3 separate regions of the Homo sapiens genome follow, and regions 1 and 3 are each linked to region 2. A link is a loop called in an ENCODE intact Hi-C map of the cell type or tissue named here. Cell type or tissue: GM12878. All regions are shown on one strand.

Region 1 (8,000 bases), 67 kb before region 2:
GCGAGACTCCGTCTCAAAATAAATGAATAAATAGCAATTCAGGCCGAGCGCGGTGGCTCATGCCTGTAATCCCAGCACTTTGGGAGGCTGAGGTGGGCAGATCACAAGGTCAGGAGATCAAGACCATCCTGGCTAACATGGTGAAACCCCATCTCTACTAAAAATACAAAAAATTAGCCGGGTGTGGTGGCAGTTGCCTGTAGTCCCAGTTACTTGGGAGACTAAGTCTCAGGAGAATCACTTGAACCCGGAGGCAGAGGTTGCAGTGAGCACACTAGCCTGGGTGACAGAGTGAGACTCCATCTTAAAAAAAAAAAAAAAAAAAGGCAAGGCAATTCAATCTGGGGCAGAGTGGCTCAAATGCTTGGGAATTAAACAGAAAGGACAATTTAGTCAACAAATACAGGGTGGCTGTAATGTCATATGATATAATTTTCATATAGCACAGAGCTACATGATTTCATTTATAAATTTTGTACTATGATTCTTTCAGAGATACAAAAGAAATAGACAACATGGTTTCTGACTTCTAGTATCTGGCAATTATTTGAGGAGAAAGCACACTGAATATGTATGTTATTGAAGGAATGGATAATGTACATATTTAAGGAAATGATGAAGACCCCAGATGGATGGAACAGATAACACCTTTTAAACTGATTCAGAGTACAGAACTTTCAGGGTAGAAGGCAATGGCGAGGAGAAGATAGTATTCGACTTAGGTCTTGAGGGATGGATTTGGATGGCAGAATGAAAGGTGAAGACCATGCCAAGTTCAAGCCTGAACAGCAGAAGTGGGGATGAAGTGTACCATCTGGCTGGGGTAGTGCCTTTTCCTGGGGGGTGGTGGTGCCTTCATTGCAGAGTAAGGTGGAAGTGCTTGTGAGAAACTGAATAATGGCACGGTCAATTTTGTGGGCTTGGGTTCAAGACCTAGCTCTGCCACATTCTATCAGTAACTTGGGAAAATTAGCTTAATTTCCCTGAAACTCTTGTTCCTCTTCTGTAAAATGGGGTAATAAAATTGTCCACCTCATAGGTTATTTTGAAGATTAAACAGGATAATACATGTTAATGTGCAATGCTTGGCACATAGTAAGCATCCAACAGGTAAGAACTATTAAATTATGGCAAATCCTGAATGTCAAAAGAAATTATAAATTTCCCGATGTACTAGCATTCATCTTTTCTAAGTATTTGCATGTCACATAAAAATTTCTTCTCAGCCTATCACTTTTTTTTCTCTCCTGTCCCTGGTCCAAGCAATGTTGTCCACATCCTGAAGAACTGCTCCATGAGCCCACAGTAGGACACTCTGAGGCCTGGCTCACCAGACTACATATCATGAGTGAGCACTTGGAAGTTCTAATCTGAGTGATACGGATGACATGTTCTCTGTGCCTTTGAATATCTAGTTTCTCATCTATAACACGATCTTTGAAGCTATACAAGGAGAGAATCAATATCACCTGATCACCATCTTTCGCCCTTTGAAAGGCATAAAATTCTAAGTAAGAATACTACACATCATGCTGTGTATTTTACTGCATGCATGCTAAGCCTTTACCAAACATTTTTAAAGGAAAAGAAGAATAAATTAGGATAGGAGCATTCAAAGGAACCCATAAGATGTCCCCTTAAAGAAAGGATTTATGGATAAGGAAACAAAAGCCCAGGTGGCCGATGTGATATACTTGTGGTCACACAGAGGAGGAAGTCTCCTGAAGCAAACTCAAGGGCGCTTTGTACATCATACTAATCCTACTTGTTGATTTATAAAAGTATTAGCTTCTTTATTTTCTCCTTAATTAGGACAGAGAGTAATTATCATTATTGGGTCCAGAAAGAATTATGCCAATGTTCCAAGATTGTGCATGGAACATTTGTTATGCAAACTGCTGCCCTTCACACATAGAGAGTCCCCATAGGCTATGTCCTCCTCCCTGGGGCTGCCAATGTGTCTAAATTGCTGGGAGCATCTCCCCCAGGCTTATGAACATGAGCTGCTCCTTTGATGGGATTTTGATGGCCATGAAATATCATTTAGGAGAGGGGTTAATGCCTTTTTTGTTGTTGATCTTTCACCTTCAGGGAGCATGAGCCTCTGAGAGATCTGCTTTCACGCCATATTCACAGAAAGGTTTTGCTCAGCCTGAGCCAGGCGGTTGCTGACTGCCAGGGCCAGCGTGTGCCGACTGCTGCTGTGTTTCCCAGCGCTGCCAGCAGGATCTTATTCTTTGTATCTGCACCTCCCAAACAATTCTTCCGGGGCAGCTTTGTCTGTGCCCCTCTGCTGGGCTGAAGGGCTGGTGCTTAGGGATGCATGCATCCCGCCCTTTGCCCTCATGTCTGAGCTGTTCGAATCTGATTTCCAGGGCAATTGCAGTTTGGCGGCTCCCCGGGGCATCCTCTTGAGTGGCTGCTCTGCTGTTACTGTTTGGGAGGCCTCGGAAACTCCCTTGGGTAGTTTGTCAGATGGTCTGATGAGAATAGCAGGAGCCTGTTTTCCATAGTCAGATTGTCATTTTCATCATCATTTTTGTTGTTGAGTTTCCCTTTTTAAAAAATAAAATCATAAAACAGACATACTCTTTTCTAAACAAGTGTAGACTTTTACCATGAGGGTTGGAAGGGGCCTCACTGAGTAAATACCTCTTCTCTCACCCTCGTGTGATGGCTTCTTTGTTTTGAACTTGGGTGTGCCCAAGTGGTTTTACAACCTCCCTTGGGTATCAACAGTCCTTATCCTCTCACCATCTGATCTCTCTTCCTGCTTCTGGTCCTCAGAGGGTGGTCAGACAGTGCTCCCAAGAATGGGTTGAGGTTCTGAAGGTATGTGGGCACCTAAAGATCCTAAGCTGTCAAAATGACTGCTGTCCAGGAGAAACTGACCAGACCTAAGGTTCAATCTGGGGAAACTTGACGCAATAACAATTAGCAAGTACTAGGCATTTTGCTGTGTATCAGGCCTGGAGATCAGCAGTTTACGTGAGTGATTTTCACACATTCCAAGAAATAGTTTCTTCCATTATTTCCACTTTACAGGTGAGAATATTGAGGCTCTGAAAGGCTAAATGACTTGGCTGAAGCCACATACTTAGTGGCAGAGTCAGAATTCAGTCTCTAAGGCTTTTGAATTCCAGAACTCATACTTTTAGCCATGATGGTATACAGATTTAGTTCTGGGGTCTGGAGACCATTGACAGTCTTGGAAATAAACTGTGTCTCAATATAAATAAAGGACAGATATGGTTGTGTTCAGTTCTTGGACACATTCCTTCGAACTCCAAAGGACAAGAGGTTAACCTCATGACTTTGATAGAAAACAGAAGACAGGTTGTGAGGTTTCTTGGGTAATTCTGGGTATTTGGACACCTGTTCAGTTATTCTTGGATTCTGTGATGGGGGGTGGGGGGAATATGGGGAGGCTGAGGTCATTATTGCAAAAACCATTTCCTGAGCGCTTGACTTCAGGAAATGCTGTAGCATTAAAAATACCCATTGTGTGGGAGTGATAGAAGCATGACTCACGTTTAGCAATTGTGTCCATAGGTCACAAAGGATTTGGGGAACACAGGAGATATTCACACAAGACTGTGTCTGTGGGTGGTTCATTAAGAAATTTTTAGTAGGTTGAGAAGCATGGTCGCATTTCAAAAGGAGTGACATTTAAGATTCTCCATGGAAGCTATGAGACTTGGCTCATCATTCATACATTGATTAACAAATGTCAATTGTCCGCCTACTAAGTGCAGGTCCTTGTACTGGGTGCTTTGGGATTTTGCAAGAGGAATAAAGCGTGGCTCTTGCCCTTTAGTGCAGTGTTTATGAAGTGGTGACAATGAAATAGGCTGCTTTTAAAATTTCCCCTTTTTTCCCCCTTGACACTTTGACAAAAGGAAGACTATCCCTTAAAGAAAGACATTTTGTTTTATTTTCCAGGACAAATACTATCAAAAAATCAGGTTTGTTAACTCTCAGGCCTTGTGCCTAGGAAAATATGATTATCAGGATAAAAGATTCAGGGGCATGTCCTGGCTTAGGTACCTTTTGTTCACTGTAGGGTAGAGTACAGTGAACAGTGAATACAGGGTAGAGGGAATAGGAATTTTTTTTTGTTTGTTTTGAGATGGAGTCTTGCTCTGTCGCCCAGGATGGAGTGCAGTGGTATGATCTCGGCTCACTGCAACCTCTCTCTCTCAGGTTCAGGCAATTCTCCGCCTCAGCCTCCTGAGTAGCTGGGATTACAGGCACCCACCACGACACCTGGCTAATTTTTGTACTTTTAGTAGAGATGGGGTTTCACCATCTTGGCCAGGCTGGTCTTGAACTCCTGATCTCGTGATCCACCCACCTCGGTCTCCCAAAGTGCTGAGATCACAGGTGTGAGCCACTGTGCCTGGTCAGGAATTGTTAATTAAATACTCATGGTCTTTTAAACTGGGCCAGAGGATTCTTTTTTTTGGCTTTGTTTAATATTTTGTATAAAATTGATGCATAGTAAACATGACACTAAAATACATGTACATTATGAAGTCTGATAATATAATGATCACCTGTGAAACCACCACCCAACCTAAGTACCATAATAGTTTCAATGACTTGCATTTCTTTTCATATTCTTCCTCTGTCCTTCCACCCCATCTCTGGCCTCCCCTCCTTAAAGATAGCCACTACCTTAGAATTTGCACTTACTGGATAGAGTTTAGACATTTCTTTTTTTTTTTTTTTTTTTTGAGACAGAGTCTCACTGTGTCACCCAGGCTAGAGTGCAATGGTGTGATCTCGGCTCACTGCAACCTCCGCCTCCCAGGTTCAAGCGATTCTCCTGCCTCAGCCTCCTGAGCAGCTGGGATTACAGGCGCCCACCAGTATGCCTGGCTATTTTTTTTTTCTTTTTTTTTTTTTTTGGTATTTTTAGTAGAGACAGGATTTCACTGTGTTGGCCAGGCTGGCTAGACATGTACGGATTTCAGATCCGTACATGATGCTGTGCATGAAGGGAAGCTGGTATATTCACAGAGAGGTAGCTTAGTTTTCAGGGTTTATTTTGTTGTGGCTAATAGACCTAGACATCTGTGGCTGTGTTTGTTTCCATACATGGGCATGGCCTACGCATAAATGGAATTCCTCCTGAAGAGGCTGCAGAGCACAGGGTTATGTGTGTGGGCCTGAAGTCAGGTAGATCTGGCTTTAAATCTCAACTCTTTTACTAGATAAAAGTAAAATGTATTGTATCTGCCTTGAGTGCCAGGCCCTTTGCAAATGATATCTCAGTTATTCCTATGACATTGTGAGATGTATTCATATCATCATCTTCCTGGTGAAGGAACTGGGATTCAGGGAGGTTGTGGAATTTGTTCTGTATTTCTAGCTTGTAAGAGACACCATCAGCATTAAGCAACCTTCAAGTCTTATTCAAAAGCCTCCTTTTCTTCTTCCTGTTAGAAAGTTTCCCTTTCAAATCAGTAAGAAAACCAAGGCAACCATTCTCATATGGGTTTCATCAATGCATATACATATGACCACAACTTTGGAAGTTGTGGTCAATGCAAGAAAATATTAAAAAAACTCAGAAGAGTTAATACTGGAAAACAAAATTGAAATATCATTTTTAGATGTTATGATTGTATACTTTTAAAAACTATAAGAAATAATCTAAAAAATAAAATAACTATAGGCATCAATAAAATGGACAGATGAATGCCATATATATAAATATATACCAGGAGTCCTTTTATTTTTACCAGAATAATATAATATTATCTAAATTATTTAACAATAAGAATTCTTATGAAACAGTTGCATGTCTTATCTAATAGAAACAAAAGTATAAAACTTTACTGAATAATATTAGAGAAGATGAATGGAAAGGTGTACTATTATCCTTGAAAATAATGATCAATCAGAAAGCCTTCTATCTCATTCAACAAATTTATAGGTTGACTATAGTCCACCTCAAAAATCTCCATAGGATATTTGAACTTAACATAATTGTAATTTTTATTTGCAAAAATAGATGTCATTTATTTAGCACTTACCACCCCCATGCTCACCTAAGAGCATTAACTTGTATTTTGCAAAGAGAACAGTAAATGGAGGTATATCTTCCCCCAATAAGCATACAGTTAAATGGAACAGCACAGTTCAGAAGTAAACATATTGTATATAAGAATATAACAGATAACAAGAGGCATCTTTGAAAAACAATAAAATAAAGAATTATTTAAAACAGATTGTTTAGTATTCTTATCTAGATCTCTCTTTGAAAAAATCAATTTAATACAGCAATTTAATACCCTATGATTAAAATAAATTTTATATGGCTAAAGTATTAGATAATAGAAAATATTGCAGAAAATGTAAGTTATTGATTGTCAGATCTTTGGAGAAAACACTGTCTTTTTTTAAAAAAAATTGTACTTTGAAGTGCCAGAAGAAATCACAAAGAAAAAGACTGACAAATGTGGCTACATAAAGGATTGCAAACATATGAGCAACAACAAGAAGAACAAAATAACTTAGGTCAGCAGATGGGAAAGAATCACAACAAACATGACAAACAGAGGCTATCATCTATGGTGAAAACTCCCACTGGAGAGCTGAAAGTAGTGGGCCAGTTCTTCCCAAAGTGCAGGCTGTCGGAAGGACAGAGGAAGACTAGCTTCTAGGAGGGAGCAGGGCTGGCGTCTTGGGGACCTGCTTGGGCACAGGGAAAGGCGGGGCTGACTTCACTCCCACCTAGGTCCAGTGGGTCTCTGGGGACTGGAGAATCACATTGATCCTAGGTTATGGCAGGATGTGGTTACCCAGGACTTCTGTCTCTCTCTAGGAGGGTGCTCTACTCCAGGAGGTAGAAAGGAAGGAAACACTGAGGGAGGAAACAGCCCTGGATATAAAAAGAATTGGAAGAGTTGTCCTAGAAAATCAACCTTAGTGGCAAGGAGGGAAACTGCTTCTGCAGGTAATGGAAAGATGGAGACAGTGTCTCCCAAAGAGCCACTGGAAAAGAGAAGGTCTCCTCATAGGGAAAACAGGATCCCATGGCAGGTGGATTTTTCTTGGCTGTGAGTACATTTTGTATGGTGCTTACAGAACATAGTGCTTAGGACCATCATCCTAGGACTCAGGAAGCCACATGGGAACTTGAGGGAAATATGCAGAGGAGTGTCTGATCATAGTAGATAGTAGATACTCAATAAATATTTTTTAAATGCAAAAGATAAAACCTAGCTGTCCAATCTGTGACAAAATTTTGATAACTTTAGCTTTGCTGATGGCATGCTAAATTGCTTCAATGCTTTCGAAAAATAACATGACTATGTCTAGTGTATCACTATACACAGGCAAATGTTCAAATCTTTTGAGCTTGTCAGTGTATGCTCTTGGGAATTTAAGAAAATAATTGAGATAATTGAGCATCAAAACAAAGCCATACATATGAAGTTCTGTAATAGTAGATGCTATGGCCTGAATGTTTAGGCCCTGCCCTCTGAAATTCATCTGTTGAGATCCTAACCCCCAAGGTGATAGTATTAGGAGGTGAGGTCTTTGGGAGGTGATTAGGTGATGAGGGAGGAATCCTCATGAATGGGATTAGTGTTCTCAGAAGAGAGGTCTCAGAGGGTTCCTTGCCTCTTCCACCATGTGAGGACACAGAGAGAAGACAGCTGTCTATGAACCAAGAAGGGTGCCCTCACCAGACACTGAATCTGCCAGTACCTTGATGTTGGCTGTCCCAGTCTCCAGAACTATGAGAGATAAATTTCTGTTGTTTATAAACCGCTCAGTGTACGGTATTCTGTTATAGCAGTCCAAATTAACTCAAACAGTTAAAAAAAAAACAGATAAGAGGTTAATAAATATCTATACATATATCAATAAAATAGTATTTATTCATTAAAAATGACAGATAAGACCATAGAAATGGAGAGAAATGTGTAGTTTTAATGTCAAGTGAATAAAGCAGAATGTAGAGGGGCTTCCCTCTGCCTCCAACA
Region 2 (8,000 bases):
TGGAGGAATCCTCCCTTCATTTCTTTCAGAGAAAAACCCATCAAATTAGATGGGAAGAGATCATGTGAAGCAAGACAGATTTGCAAGTTAGAAGGTGTATGTGCAGAAAGAAAATGATAGAACATTCTGGTTAAAGTGTTGTGTTAATCTATCTTGGGCATCTTGCTCTCTCTTGTACCTTTTTAGGTGAGTTTTTCCACTAATGCTCATATGCTCATCTACTCAAATTAGCATTTGCATCTCAATTGACTCAGATGAAAAAAAATCAATATTTATAGTATAGGCAACTCATATCTTTAAAAAGCTTTCATTTATGGTGAATTGTATTTTGGAGTACAGCTTTTTATGAGTTGGAATTGAGCTCTAATTTATTGCCAACAGTTACCTATACAATCGATCCTAGGGTTTTGTTTAGTATAATCCACATTCCTTCACTGTCTGGTGTGGGCTCTGCCCTGTGGTAGGAACTTCTAAGAGAACTAGACTTGAGTCTCTTGCCTTAAGTGATTAGAAGTCTACGGAGGGCAGGAGGCAAGAGCATGAATTTGGACAGCGCAGATACCAGGGTTTGAGTCCTGAAATACCACCCACACAGCCTCTGGTCCAATAATGAGCCTGATACATAACAAACTTTATATATATATTAACTATTATTATTGGTAAGGGAATAAATTCCTTGCAAAAAATTGCTAACGTGCATGCTCGTGGAAGACAAGGTCCCAGTTTTGTTTCTTTTAGAAAATTCCACAATGTCCAGCACAGTATTATTACAGGTGTTGCAGCTGAGCCCTTTCAGAGTGTGAAGTTATCACTGGAAGGTGGTTGTCCCATCAGGAAATACATTTCTCAACCACTTTGCACTTAGGTATGGTTGTGTGATTTGTTAATTCCAAGAGCAAGTGAGCAGAAGATGGCTAAAAACAGGTACACCTTCTCAAATTTCTTTTCTCTTATCTTGGATAAATGCAGAAGACTTTGAAGCTCTAGAAGATGATGGAAACACAGGATGAAAGAATTCTGGCTGCCTGAATCCTGTAGTTACTTACATTGCCCTGCTTCCATGAATAAAAATTGCACCTTTAAGGTTTTAGGCCATTGTGATTTGGGGGTTTATTTATGACATCAGCTTGCATTGCCTTAACTAATACTGCTGTTCAACAAATTTGTTGAAGAAATAAATGAGCTATATAACTAAATCACCCCAAGTACAATGCTATTTAGTATCTAAATTTATTTCATCAATCTGTCTGTGGTCTCATTACAGTCAATCAGAATTTAAAGTGAGGCAGTGAGATGGAGTAGTTCTGAGGCAATATAGTGGCTTTTTCTTTTTATATTTTAAAGAATACATCAAACCTTTGTTGTAAAAAAGAAGTAACCAAAAGAACCTCAGAGTGAAGTGGGGGTGGGGAGGTTATTGTATATGTTGGAGTGTTTCATCTTAGTCATGAACTAATAAATTAAATAGAAAGCATTCGTATGTTTTCTGTTCAATGTACTATGTTTTTTGTCTTTTAAAAACATGTGGGATTGCAAAATACGGTCAATAATTCCCTTATTGAACTAAAAGAGAATTAGAAAAGGCTGCTAATAGCTTTTGTGTTTAGAAATGTAATGTCTTCCAGTGAGTTATTTCATGGGTGAAGTGTCTGGAATTGCTTCTGAATACTGGATTATAGATATTTTTCTTTCTTCTTCTTTTTTTCCCTTTTCTCTTTTTTAACTAAGAGAACTTAAACATGATATTAAAAAAACATTTTATCTTGTGGTAGAAATGTCAGCCACATTTCAATTCACTCTTAGGCTTCCCCTAAAAGGAATGACTTTTATGCATAACAATAGCCTTGTTTTTATAAGTGGTTGGTAATATCTGCAAATGTGTAAGGCGTTCATTTTCCAGGAGCTCTTTTCTCCCTGGTAACACACCAGGAAATATCAGAGTGTTGTTATTTGAATTCTTTCTTGTGCTCTGACTCCCAGATGAATTGAAATTCAACTTCACAGTCAAATGAGTGGCCATTTAAAGCTCAGGTGTGTATTTCTTAAGACCGTCTCAAAGGATATATAACTGCTTATGTCTTTCCAAAAGACAGCAAACTGAATTTTAATTGGATCTTGCCTCTCCCAAGAGATCATTATACTTCTACTCTAAGGCCATATATTATAAAGCTTCAGTATGAATTGGAACATGTAGCCCATGTTTTGGTTTAGTGTTTAAAGCTGAAGTTATAACAGCTGACACTATAGTCCTTTCAGCAACACCCCCAATCAAAATTTTATTTAGTTTGAGTCTCTTTAAAAAAAATGAACATACACACAAGCATGCAAACGTACACACACACGTATATAACTTGCATGTCAAAATTATGTAAACTTTCAGATTATTAAAAAACAGTTCCTTTTTTAAGGAAATAAGTCTCAAATGGGACTAGTTCCAAATTTTTCTTGTCTCAATCCCACCTTGACCTTGTCAGATGAATTTAAAAAAATAAAGCAGTGGAAAAATTTATATATATATATATATATATATATATACACCAAAGACCTGCTGACTCAGAACTGGATCTGGAATATCCTTTTGAGACACAGAATGAATCTTTTCATCAGATGGTATGGAAGACCACTGATGCATTCATGAGCACTCCTGGAGCTGGTCTCCCTCTGATCTTAGAAACGGACAAGACAACATCTAAAAGGAAACCAACAGACTTGCAGACCTAATTCACTAAACTCTAAATAACACAGCCATGTGCTTCTTTGTTCTTCATAGTTTAATCATCCATGGAAATTTCCAGAGGTAAATTAAGACTATGAGGACCAATGTTAAAAATACTGTGAAAACATCCCAGAGCATGCTGACGTGTGGAATTCATACTTTAAAACTCGTAAGGGGCAATCTTATGCCTCATAAGGAGGCATAAGACCTCCTTACGGTCTTGCCTTATACCATAACAAAGTGGACCTTTGTGTATTATATGTAGTTAAGACTAGTTTTTATATATATATTTTCTTCTTGAAAAATGCATAGGTTTATTCCAGATTTGAATGTTTTAGAATTTTTTTTCCTTAAATTTGCAGACAGAGACGTGAATCAGGAACCAGGCCCCAGAATCCAGAATATGTCTCTTAGTTTTTCTGAGACATGATTTCTTCAGTTGTAACATTAGGAGACTGAAGTAAGTAGTCTCTAGAACAGTTAGTGTTATAACATTTTATGGTTCTAAAGTTCAAGTGGCTTTAAAAAAATTATTTATATAAGACTCAGTTACTAGTCAGCATATATCCCTAGATTTCAGCATTTTTCTGCCATGATGTAAAAGAATATTTGAATTACGTACTCAGTACTCTCAGTACTGGAATCTTAGACAGGCTTCAGTTTGCCTATTTATTTCTACTTAATTATCTTCCACTAAATTTGCTTCTCTTTTATTAAAGATTTTTAAAAATTGTATGAACATCTTAGTTACAAGGCTAAAAACCTTGAAGTTTTCTTCAATTGTTTATGTTCATTCACCCCTAATATTAAATCAATCACACAGTTCTCTTGGGTGCACCTCTGTGAAGGGTAAGACTACTTTTACAAAACAGAATTGTAGAATTGGAAGTGATTTCCTTTCACTGCCCCACCAATATTGTAGAATTGCTTTGAGGATTTGAAGAAATATATCCACCATTTCCCAAGAAAAAAAAACACATATACAATTTTTCATATAATTTCCAGGGATTCAAAGACTTTACCTAAAGTTCTTCCATGGATATCAGATTAAGAATCCCTCGTATAGGCCAAATGTTTTCAAAGTCAGAATTTCACTCAATAACAGCCCTGGCAGGTGGCTTTCTGATTCTGCATCTAGTGACTGAGAATGCTCATTTTGGGCACTTTCTCTTCCCTTATTTGTAATGAAACTGTTATTGTTGAAGAACTTATTTGGGGTTAAAATATTTGCCCCAGTTGACCACAGGTCTTCATTATTTGAAGGTATCTCCTATATCCCACACAAATCTTCTATTTTTCATGTTAAATATTTACCATCTGTGTCTTTTCTTGCATGGCTTCCAGACTCTTTCCTATCCTGGTCATTTTCCTCTAGACAGTCCTTAAGTGTCTTGACTTAATTTTGGTTCATTGAAATGAATAACATTTTTTATACTTGATATGAATAACCAATGCAAAATTCCTGGAAAATTTCTTTCATTTCAGGCACAGAGGAAAGGACTTGAACTGCCTAACATTGGCTAACATGTTGGTTTTGATCTTTGCTAGCCATTTTGACTTAGTGCTGGTTACTTAACCTCCTCCATTTTTTTCATCTGTAAAATGGGAATAGTTACACCTTCATTATAAATTTGTTATTTTAGCAGATAGTAGGTACTCAATAAATGGTAGATATTATTTCTACTCTTAATTCAGATTATTTGGGATATTTTGAAAGAAACATCATATTGAAGACAGACAAATATAATCTCCAAACTATTTTTAACCAACATTAAACTTGGCCTTTCCTACCGCAAAGTCATGATATTAAATTTTTTATTGAAGTACAAAATGTGATAATTACTTAATATTGCTAAATTGTTTTGTATTGGGTTTGGCTCATATGGCAGGCTTCTGAGATATTGCTAACCTCTGATCCTGTCATTCAGTGTGTGTTACCTGTCCTTCTTACTCTTGTGATCTTCAGGCAGGTGTACAGGCAAGGACCAAACTCCCCAAGACACATTAGCCACTTTTTCCAGAGTTGACATTAATTCACTAAACGACTTTCTATTGTGACCAGAGTTGTCATGTACCTTGCTGACAAAATGATACTAAGCATGTGGGATTTCCCTGACCGAATTATTTAAATAAAAAAGTGGGGGCGGGGGGGAAGAAAGAAAGAAATTGACATTGGTGTGAAACGATTTGTTTTGTGTGAGCTCATGCTGACTCAGTTGTTGAACTAAATCCTTTTCAAGTCCCCTAGTGATAAGAAAACTATAGGAAGAAGGCAGGGACTGTACCTTATTTGCACAGAGTCAAACAGATTTTGAGGTCCCTACATGTATAATAGATCATTTCTTTGACTTGCAGATCAGAGTGAAAACAATTTCAAGAGCAAGTAAAAGGAGAAAGTCTGGCTCTTCAAAGCATGGTCTTATTCCCTCACACATAAGGTGGCTCTTATGTTCCTCCAGAGAACTTGTACAGAGCATGGCATGGCGGTGGGTCTCGTCAGAAGGAAAAGTGTGGGTGGCTGGGTGTGAGGCTCCTCTCCTTGCCCAGACCCTCTAATCCTCTCCGAGGTCAGGCACAGGAAGGAAAAATAATAAAGTAGACATTTATTCCTTCCAAAAGACTTGCTAAAAGGAAACTCTCTGAGAAACCCCTTGGCTATTTTTATGAATGAAATTTTTTTAAAAAAGGTTTTTAGATGAATTTTCCAAATATCTATTAGTCTGAGAGAAAGAGGGGGAAAAAAAAGACTCAATGCTAATACCCTTTGCATGAGCTCTAGTTTGCTCTTGCCTCCAGCTGTTGAATGAGTTAGGGTCATATTTGGAAGAACAGCTCATTCTGTTTGGAAGGTCATGCAAGGGAGTCCGGAAGAGGAGGGGCGTGGAGATGCCAGACAGAAGGGCGAGCCAGCAGACACACGTGGACAGGGCTGAAGCCAGCTCCTCTTACTCTTGGTGTGTCACTGCCTGCAATGGAATCCAAGGGTCTGCCATCAGGAGTGCAGGAGTACTGTGACCTCTCTTGGAACCTGGCGGTGAAGTCTCCTAGAAAGCATGTTTATTCAGGGTCCCTGATCCACAACAGGAGCCTTCGCTTTGAATTTAGATTAATTGAGAGCTCTGTTAGTATAATTGAGTGCACTTTCCCATCCCTGCCCTCTATAAGTAAAGGGACAGTTAAAACATTTTCCTTTTATTAGAGTCTGTTCTAAAGTTGTAAGGTATGATGAGATGTAGGACGTGAAAGGTTTTACGTTCTCCAGAGGAAGACGCAATATCCAATCAATATATTTTTCTTATCTTAACCTGATATCTTATTTAAAGCAAATAACAAGTGTCCAAAAGCATCTGGCTCTATTTTCCTGGATAAAATGCAGGAATAAATTAAATTCCCACAATACGTAAACTCTCTATACAAATTAGCACATGGAAAAAGGCAACGATCCTTTCAAATAAGTGTTTAGTACATAAAATGAAGCTAACCCCCATAAGAACACTTATAAATGGTAACCTAAGACATAGCAAGGAATTAGTTTAGCTCTCTAAAAACTTACTACCTAGGAATGTATTAAATTAAGGAAGAAATTGACTCATTTGGAAAGGTGGTCCTTTTACATCATCTATACTACGTATATTTTTTAAAGATGAGGGTCTCACTGTGTTGCTCAGGCTGATCTCGAACTCCTGGGCTCAAGCAGCCCTCTTGTCTCGGCCTCCTAAATAGCTGGGAGTACAGGTGCATGTGCCACCATGCCCAGCCTTATAGTCTTATGTTTTTTAAATGATGCCTATCAAATAGAGTGGCCAAAAGCATGCTATTTTTTATTCTTTTATCAATAAATTTTTTTTAATTTTATTTTTAATTGACACATGATAGTTGTACATATTTATGGGGTAAAATGTGATGCTTTGAAACTGGCATACCCTATGTAATAATCAAACCAGAGTATTTAGCATATCCATTACCTCAAACATTTATCATATCCTTGTGGTGAGAACATTCAAAAGCCTCTCTTCTATCTACTTTGAAATAGACAATGCAATGTTGTCAACCACAGGCACCCTGCTGTGCAATAGAGCACCAGGATTTATTCCTATTTAACTGTAACTTCTTAACCGTTGCCCAATCTCTCCCTATCCTCCCCTGCTCCCCTTCTCAGTTTATCTTCCATTCTCAAGTTCCTAATCTGAAAAAAATGCACCTAGTTTCTATCTTGCATACTTGTGAGTCTCGGCGATATCATCCATATATGCACACAGTTCTCAGTGCAGGAGATGCCCTCAGCAAATGGCAACTAGCCATTCCTCTATTTGAAAGACAGTCAGACACAATGGCCTGGGGTGCTTGCCTTGTGGATGTTCTGCAGTTTCTAAGCAATTCTGCTGCAGAAGCACTACTGGGGGACACCCCCTCTTCAGGTGAAACTGCGATGTAATGAATGCCTTTTAATAATTCGGTCATCAATTTCCCTTGAGTTGGTCCCACATTGAACCTGTCATAGGCTCGCATCCGTTAATCTTAAGAAATACGGTTTGTTGCATTTTAGAGATCATGGAAATGATCATTTCAAAGTAGTTTTCCTCCTGTTTCATCTGGGATTTATAAAGAACTTCAGCCATTCCTAAATATGAGACAAAAAGGTCTGACAGCAAGTGACTTTAGAGAGATATCTGGCTCAGAAAAGACTACCAAAGTCCAGGAGATGGTTGGAAAGATGGGCCCATATGAGAATTCTGTGTTTATTTTCTCCCTAGGTGAATGTCTTTGCTGATAATGTTTCCAGGCACCACTGGGCAGTGAGTCATTTTTGGCCCTACCCACTTCACTTAAGAGATACGAACTGAATTTAAAACCCAGATATCTGAGGAAGGCCATCTCATGCTCCTTCAGGGCACCCACAGCCCCAGCAGCAACAAAAGGTGGTGATAATGGAGGGAAGTAGAGAGGGAGACCCAGGAAATCACATGCATTAACTAGAGTTTTCATGAACAGAGTTGAAAAAAGAAGACATTTCAAATTTTAAATTCTTCTCCCAACTCCTATACCTGGCTCTTTAATGTTATAAAAATCAGAGGATTCCACTAGGGGGGATAAATGTTTTGAAGAAGTAATCCATTGATCACTTCCTCTCACTCGACATGTTTAACTAGATGGAATCAATACTTCTTAGCCTAGCAATGGGTTTGTAAAAAAAAAAAAAAAAACGGTAACACAATTGGATGTTGTAAGGCAACTTAGGATAAAAGGATCCTGTAGACAAATTCCTCCTTATCCCTTACCCCAC
Region 3 (8,000 bases), 80 kb before region 2:
TGGAGGAAATAGATAATAAATTAGTAAACAGGAAAATAAAAAAGGTTTATGAGAGTGATAATTACTATTTATAAAATAAAGGGGGCAGGGTAAGGGGATAGAAAATAGAGAAGGAAGAGCAAATTTAGAAAAAGAATCACCTCCTAGGAAGTGATTTTTTAATTTTTATTTTTTGAGATGGAGTCTTGCTCTGTCACCCAGGCTGGAGTGCAGTGGTGCGATCTTGGTTCACTGCAACCTCTGCTTCCTGGGTTCAAGAGATTCTTGTGCCTCAGCCTCTTGAGTAGTTGGGATTACAGGCATGTGTCACCATGCCTGGCTAATTTTTGTATTTTAAGTAAAGACGGGGTTTCACCATGTTGGCCAGTCTGGTCTCAAACCCCTGACCTCAGGTGATCCACTCACTTTGGCCCCCCAAAGTGCTGGGATTACAGGCATGAGCCACTGCGCCAGGTCCAGGAGGTGATATTTGAGTGGAGACCTGAGAGGTGAGGAGATGCCAGTCCCATGAGGGAGAAGCCTCGGGGAGAGTGCCCCTGCAGTGGCCGCAGCACGTGGGAGAACACTGAGTTGAAAATGAGCCTGGTGGGAAGGCCAGTGTGGCTGGGGTGGGGTACAGTGTGAAGGAGGTGAGTGATGAGGCCACCTGAGAAGACAGGGCCTTGTACATGGCAGGAAGGAGTTGGAAGTTGTTCTAAGTGCAGAGGGAAACCAGTGAGAGGTTTGGAGCAGGAGACTGATGTGGTATAATGAAATTAACCTTTCAGCAGGATCACTGACCCTGATGCAGAAAATGGAAGCAAGGGTATATTTGGATCCTGGAATGGTTCTCGACACAGAAGGCATTAGAGAAATATTTCATGAAAGAATTCATCAACCAATAATCCATTAAAAACTAAGACAGTTCTGACCTTTAAAAAGGTTGTTTTCTTATTCCCCAAGATCAATGTTATCTGGCATTTTCAATGGATCCAGCTTGTTGTTCACAAGATATAGGAACAAATGTTTCTTCACTTTGAAGAAGCAGGGAGTCAGTCGGCCGGGAGTGTGGTTTATTCAGCAGAGGCATAATTTCTCACTTCTATACTTTGCTATTTACAGCACACCATTTTTATAAACACAGCATTTAGGCCAGAAAAGGAAGTCCATTTGGCCTATACAGCTCTTATATCAAGAGAAAAATTTCTCCCAAATTTTCTCATCATTCTGAATGAACTAAGGTCCTCAAAAAGTGCACACTCAGTTCTCTTGTTGGAGACAAGATTTATAAACAGTTTATGCACCACACATTTAGTTTTGCCACAGTGGCAGCAGCAGGATAAATAAAACTAGGCCTTTTTGTTCAGTGATTTAAAATGTAAGAAAATGAATGTGCACTTGCATTGTTATAGGGGAGGAAGGAGAACGTCATTCCTGAAGAGTGCTGAGCAAAGTTTCATTTCCTAAGCTCAAATCCCTTTGCTCCTCTTTTGGAAAGCCCATAACTCCCCTTGGGAGATATAATTTTTCTTGTGGAGTAAGGAAAAAGAACTAAGACTTACTCTCATTAGAGAAGCTGGAAGTCTTGGTTCCTGGTTTTCATTATTTTGGGTTTCTGTTTGAAGATGTGTAATCTTGGAAAACATTTAATGGTGACCTTGGGACTTTCTGCTTGAAGTTTTCAAATGATCCAGATGACCATGTGAGACAGAAATCCTCTCTTTAAGGAGCATTTTAGGAAGACAATAGGACTTAATGTCAGAGCCTGGGAGTTGAGTCTTGTCACCATTATACTTATTGTGTGGGTTTTAGCAAGTCACAGAAGTCATCCTACAGGACGGTGAAGAGCCGATGAATCTGGTGTTTGGTGATTGCCAGGCACTTTGACAATAGTGATTATTGATCATTGTTCTGATTATCATCGTTTTTACTCTCCTGGTAGATTTATTCTTTGGGGGAACTTGTTTTCCCCAACAGACTTACTTATTTGAGGTTTTTGTACCATTCTTATTTTGGAGGAGAATGTTCTAGTTACTGAATTCAATATAACAAACATTTAAATTTTAAAATAAAGAAGATTACGTATTAGAAGGGGTTAACAAGATAGGTTGGTATTAACTTAATCTCACATAAATTGAGGAAAGAAGCAGGAAGAAAGTGCATGCCATGAGTTAACAAAGACTATGTAGCATGAATTCTGTCAGGGAGAACCATGGAAAAGACTCCGTGGGGAAGTGGTGGCAGAGAAAAGAGCTCTGTTACCTGCACAGGGGTGAGACAGGCTGGAAAGGCCCTGGCCAGGAAGTAGACCGACCTCCTGTGAAGGGGCAGGCACAGGACACGTAGGGGTCAGGCAGGAAGTCCAGACCAGCACGTACAATATGCCTCTGGTAAGTGTGGCAGTGGCCAGCATGGGATTTTCCAGCATAGCTGTCAGCATCAGAGACCGAGAGCAGAAGGAAGGGCAAGTTTCCACAAGCCCAGTGACAGGAGCACGGGAGTGAGTGATAATAACAGCTTCTGGCAGCCAGGCAGTAGCTAATCAGGACCAGAAAATCTGGCATGAGTAGCAGGGTCTCAGAAAGCTCCCCCACCACTATCTTCTACCCCTACACACACACACACACACACACACACACACACACACACACACGTCTCCACTCTCTCTTCTGTTATAACTATTTATTGAGCAAAGGCTCTAAAATCAGAATGCCTGTTTGAGTTCTGGTTCCACCATGGAATGGCTGTGTGTCCTTGGAAGAGTTCCTCAAACCCTCTGTAGCATGGGTCTGCTGACTATGTAGGGCTCTCCAGCATCGCCGTGTTGTGAACGGGAGGGGTAATCATGTGTAGGAGTTGTGTGCCAGAGTCTGGCCCATAATACATGCTCAACAAATAGGTTGAACAGGAATGAAACTAAGAGATCAGTCTTAGAGCCAAATCTGGGCTCACACATGAGAATCAAGATGGCTCTCACAACAGAGATGTAACGTGGAGCAATGGCAAGCCTTGGCTAGTCGTGGATCTCAGAGGGTGGAGTTGGTTACCTTGACATCTCTTTTGTCTGAATTGGGGTTCATTCTATAGATTGGCATAGGGTTGGGCTTCAGATGAGGGTCAAGGAGAGGGATGCAGCATCTAGAGGCCTGGCAGGTACACAGTCCCATAGCGGGTAGGAGTGCAACAGAACAGCATTCTGGGGTGGTGGCAGGGGCTGCAACAGGGTAAAAAACACATAGGCAGGCTGGAAAGTCAGATGATAAAGGCTGAGGAGTGAGTGGGTCACTAGAAGGTAAAAACAGCCATCCAATCATCTCCAAGAAGTCCTGAGGTCAAATTCCAGAGAGTTGGAGGTTGGCCAAAAAGATAAGCAGGATTGAGTGAGGACTCTTGGGAAGCAGGCAGACTTGAGTAGGCTGTTGGTTTAGAAATAGATGGTGGTAGTGAGGGAGAAATTAAATAAACAAGCATGATTTGTGGTACAAGTTACAGAAGAGAAAGGAAGACAGGGATCAAGTGCTGGTGTGGAGTTATTTATGGAATGAAGGAATAATGATTCTTTGATCACATTAGTAGTTAATGTTTGAGTATAGATAGGTGGAGGAAGGTTGCAGGAGGGAGGAAGTGTTCCTCTCCCAAAAAGGGAGGGTGAAGATCTAGAGAAATAAAGAGGTAGAAAAGGGAGAAATGAGGAAGGCTTTCTCTGATGGCCTCATTCTCAGTGAAGAATGACACAAAGTCATTCTGGAGGGGGCAGGGGAGGTGCAAGGTGGAGGCCTGAGGAAAAGGTGTCAGATAGTGACTGTGGGGAATTTTTGAGGGAGCTAACTGGAGATGAATCATTCCATGGTCATGATTTCTGCATATCTGGAATGCACCTACTCCAGGCTCAGGCTCAAATGGAAACTGAAAATTGCCCCAACTAATGGCCTGACATAGCAAAACCAAGCTCATCCTCCCCCACTCCAGCTCAGACAAATCACATGCATTGCTTGTCCCCATTTCCTGCCATAAGCTGTCCCCTTAACACTATTCTGTTGGTCTCACTCCCACTTCACCCTAGACAGGGCTCTCAGAGATTGCCCAGGCAACCTGGAGTCCTGTGATCTTTTCTTAGTCACTTTTCTGGCCATCTTTGGGGAATAAACAACAACACTTCTTTTTGAAATGTTCTTCTTCCTTACCCTCTCTCCCTACATTTTGTGTGACAGATTCCTTCTCATTTTGCAGGTCTCATTTTAAAACTCACCAACCCGGGCTTTCATGAGACCCTGACAGAAGGTTCATTCCTGTCCTATGTTCTCACAGCATTCACTCCATCTACCCCTCTGATATGTACACAGGAAGAAAGGGGCAATTGCTTTGCTCATTTTCTGGGTCCCAACTGTCAAGTAAGCTCCCTGAAGCCAAAATCTGCCCCAGAGGGTAGCACACAGTAGGTGCTCCATATATATTCGTAGAATGAATGAATGGGCAAATAAATGAATTAATTACCATTCATTACCCTTGTTCTTTTCCATATCTCTTACTGCTGTGTATCCTTCACTGGTGTCTCTTCTTCCTCCTATGGTGAAATGTGCTACCTCAGCCTTTTCCACACAGGAGTTAAGGCCTCCATAGTAGACCTGGCTTCCCAGACCTAGAAGACTGGGACCGTCTTCTCTCCATCTGAAAAAGGCAACCGAACACAGCTTCACATTAAACATCCAAGTACAACCTTCATGCTGGTCAGTTCTATTTCTTCATGGGCTCTCTTTTCTTTGGGCCCCTTTGGTGTCCTTGGTTGTCCTATGTAATCATGCCATCCAATTTAATTCTTCCTTTTTCTGGCTGACCCATTTTAAGAACCTTCCTTCACTGATGTATGCATTATCTTTTCATGAATGGTTATTCTGACGGACGAAAAAAAATTCTTATAATTTCAAATTAGTTCCTGGAATAAACTCTCCAGTTTCCTGACAAATACAAATATGGGGCATAATAATGTCTAGAAAAAGGACCTTATCCAGAGGCCAGCTCTGAAAATTGCAATCATGAAACCCAAGGCAGGAAACAATCTTAGTTGTATTTGTCAAAGTGATGAGCACTAGGTATCAGTGAAGTGGGTGGGTCATATCCCAGAGAATGGTCACTGCTCATGAGTCAGGTGGTTGCTTTCTGGAACTCTTTCCCCCAGCCTCTCAGTAAGTGGATAAAAAAGCTTCCTAGAGAAACATCTGCTTAATAGTGTGAACTGTGGAGCCAACTGCATGGATTCAAATCCCAACATCACCCCTTACTAGTGGAGTGAGTGGAGTGACCTCAGTTAAGGCATTTGATCTCTCTGTAGCTTAGTTTTCTTGTCTGTGAACTGGTGGTAATAATCATACTTAAGTAATAGGGTGGTTGTGGATCTTAATGATTTAGGATATAAAGCATGTAGACATGTCCCTGGCAGATTGTAAGTGCTACCATAATTGATCTATTAGTTATGGAGGCAGAGTCCAGTCATAAAGCAGAGTACTGGCAAAAGTGAAATTGGGTACAAAGGCTCTGAGCTCCAGATAGTGTTGCACATGGGGCAGGAGACTGGGGCTCTGTGAAGAAGAGTGTCTGAAATTGACACACCCAGAGCTAATTGTCTGGAGTACAGGGTCAAGGCCCTGAACATATGTATATTCTTAGAGCTAAGGTTCCCACTAATCTTTGCATGCATTCCCTGTGTATATTGATGAATTGATGAGTTTCCACTTAGTTTCTTCTTCTTTTCTTTTCTTTTCTTTTTTTTTTTTTTTGAGAGAGAGTCTTGCTCTTTTACCCAGGCTGGCCTGCAGTGGCACAGTCTTGGCTTTCTGAAACCTCTGCCTCCCGGGTTCAAGCGATTCTCCTGTCTCAGCCTCCTGAGTAGCTGGAATTGCAGGTGCCCACCACCACACCCGGCCAATTTTTTTTTTTTTTTTTTTTTTAAGTAGAGACAGGGTTTCAGCATGTTGGTCAGGCTGTTTTCAAACTCCTGACCTCAAGTGATACGCCTGCCTCAGCCTCTCAAAGTGTTAGGATTACAGGCATGAGCCACCGCGCCCAGCCTCCACCTGGTTTCTGATGTGAATTCTTTTTCATTCTCCCTCAGGGTTGGAGCCCTTCTTGGAGTTCTCATCCCATTGGCTGTCTACATCTTTTCTATCAAGACCATACACATAAGGATAACACATGAGCCTCCTAAGGGCTTTGACAGGGTAAAGAAGGAACTTGAGTTGGGACTGAAGTCTGAACAATTATAAGGAGAAGTTAAACATTTTTTTTTTTTTGCCATTTAAAATTTTCTCATGTCCTTTTGATTGCACATCTTTGTGTAACTAGGAAATCAGAAATTAGGGTTATTCTGGAACTCAGCCCACACCTACCTTTCTAGAATTTTTTTCCCATGACCATTCTACCAGTACCTTAAATGTGTCTAAAACCAGTCTATTTGCCATCCCCCAAGCATACTTAAGAAAACTGTGGGCCGGGCGCGGTGGCTCATGCGGGCGGATCATGAGGTCAGGAGATCGAGACCATCATGGCTAACACGGTGAAACCCCGTCTCTACTAAAAATACAAAAAATTAGCCATGCCTGGTGGCAGGCGCCTGTAGTCCCAGCTACTTGGGAGGCTGAGGCAGGAGAATGGCGTGAACCTGGGAGGCGGAGCTTGCAGTGAGCCGAGATCGCGCCACTGCACTCCAGCCTGGGCAACAGAGCGAGACTCCGTCTCAAAAAAAAAAAGAAAAAAGAAAACCGTGGAATGATGATTCTCTCCTGAACTTTTGGCCATTCCTCTTCCTCTGCTCTCACATATCTCACAGTGAGACCTTAACTATCTCTGAAGCTTTCTTGTAATATGTTAGAGGGCCTCCACGAACATGCCATTTTTTTGTTGTTGTTTAGACCAGTGATTCTCAAATGTGCACACAAATCACCTACGGAATCATGGTCGAATGCACATTACGATTCTGGGGATCCTGTATAGGGCCCGACAATCTAATTTTGTATCACTCCCAGCTGGTGTTGATTCTGTGGGTCCTTGTGCCAATTCCAAGACTTTCCTAAATTGATCCTATATCACAGTTATCCCTATGCCATTTCTCCAATTATGTCTTGAGCTAGTTGATGGTGGCATTAGTACATATATACATGTTTATATCCTCCCAAATGCCTGGCACATCTTCTCCCATATTGCTGGTGCTCAATAAATATTTGAGGAATTTGCAATAAATGCTTAAACGTTCTGTTTCGTATCAGAGTGGGCTTATAGACAGAACTTGTCTTCTCCCTTACCTCTCACCTCAACCCTGGACCCCATCTGTCACTAGAAGGATTCTCCTTCAGATTAAAATGTTAATGATTTGAAGTGTTACCCGTATCAATAATATTTGCATAGAAAAAAAGATCACCTGCACATATGATACACCATAGTCTTTGCAATGCTTCTCTTGTTCCCCTAGGTAATTAATTTCATAGCATCTTGCTGAGAGGCATAGCTCTCCTGGGTATATCTGAGCCAAGGGAGATGTGCTCCTGCCACAGAGTGCTATTTAGAAGTCTCATAGACTAAAAATTCTTTACTATCTGGATATCAGAATTATATAGAGATTTATAATTCTTTAGCTGCCTTGGCTTCTGAGTAACCCCTCACCCCATCTGGTAACCTGGAGGTGGTATTACTTTGCAGTACAGGCTTCACAATTTCCTGCTAGTCCTGGAACTTCAGTAGGCATGCTGATTTTAATCATCTCCATGTTGCACATAGCATCACATGATGTGTTCAGTCTTGGGAAAGGAAAAAAAAAATCCTTCCTAATCCTTCTTGGTGGAATTGCCATCTCTGTCCTCCCCGTGCTTCTCATGAAGCTTGTGCTGTGTTCTGCTGCAGTTGCTGCTTTTGAGACCTTGTAGTCATTGCACAACCAGCTCTCTATCCATGGCTTTATGTCAGTTAATTCTGAAATTGCTGGGAAGAGAGGGATGAATCAATTCACTTTCCACAGAAGGTCACCGATTTTA

What was found. Hi-C counts contacts between places; a loop is a spot of excess contacts. Peaks named below come from ENCODE experiments on the same cell type or tissue, not always from the same donor. Only the 100,000 strongest peaks of a DNase experiment are listed, where the experiment ranks them.
Region 1: it touches region 2 in a loop (5-fold over the local background); 4 of 110 quality-filtered maps call a loop at or near these places.
Region 3: it touches region 2 in a loop (4-fold over the local background); 6 of 110 quality-filtered maps call a loop at or near these places.

What each region holds. Positions count from the first base shown.
Region 1 is chr12:92,534,909-92,542,908 of GRCh38, reverse strand. No RefSeq gene overlaps it. Among named protein-coding and RNA genes, the nearest start is that of LINC02397, 72 kb to the right of the region's middle. RefSeq lists an enhancer at 3,761-3,810. In GM12878, no CTCF peak of the experiment used is centred here; DNase peaks (open chromatin) are centred at 2,733, 3,458 and 5,311; H3K27ac peaks cover 5,122 bases.
Region 2 is chr12:92,467,650-92,475,649 of GRCh38, reverse strand. The region is part of intron 1 of LINC02397 (long intergenic non-protein coding RNA 2397); the gene reads right to left. Among named protein-coding and RNA genes, the nearest start is that of LINC02397, 5.0 kb to the right of the region's middle. RefSeq lists an enhancer at 7,787-7,846. In GM12878, no CTCF peak of the experiment used is centred here; DNase peaks (open chromatin) are centred at 3,904 and 4,854; H3K4me3 peaks cover 2,173 bases; H3K27ac peaks cover 6,115 bases.
Region 3 is chr12:92,547,967-92,555,966 of GRCh38, reverse strand. No RefSeq gene overlaps it. Among named protein-coding and RNA genes, the nearest start is that of LINC02397, 85 kb to the right of the region's middle. RefSeq lists enhancers at 2,327-2,516, 3,646-4,085. In GM12878, no CTCF peak of the experiment used is centred here; DNase peaks (open chromatin) are centred at 2,376 and 3,916; H3K4me3 peaks cover 971 bases; H3K27ac peaks cover 5,749 bases.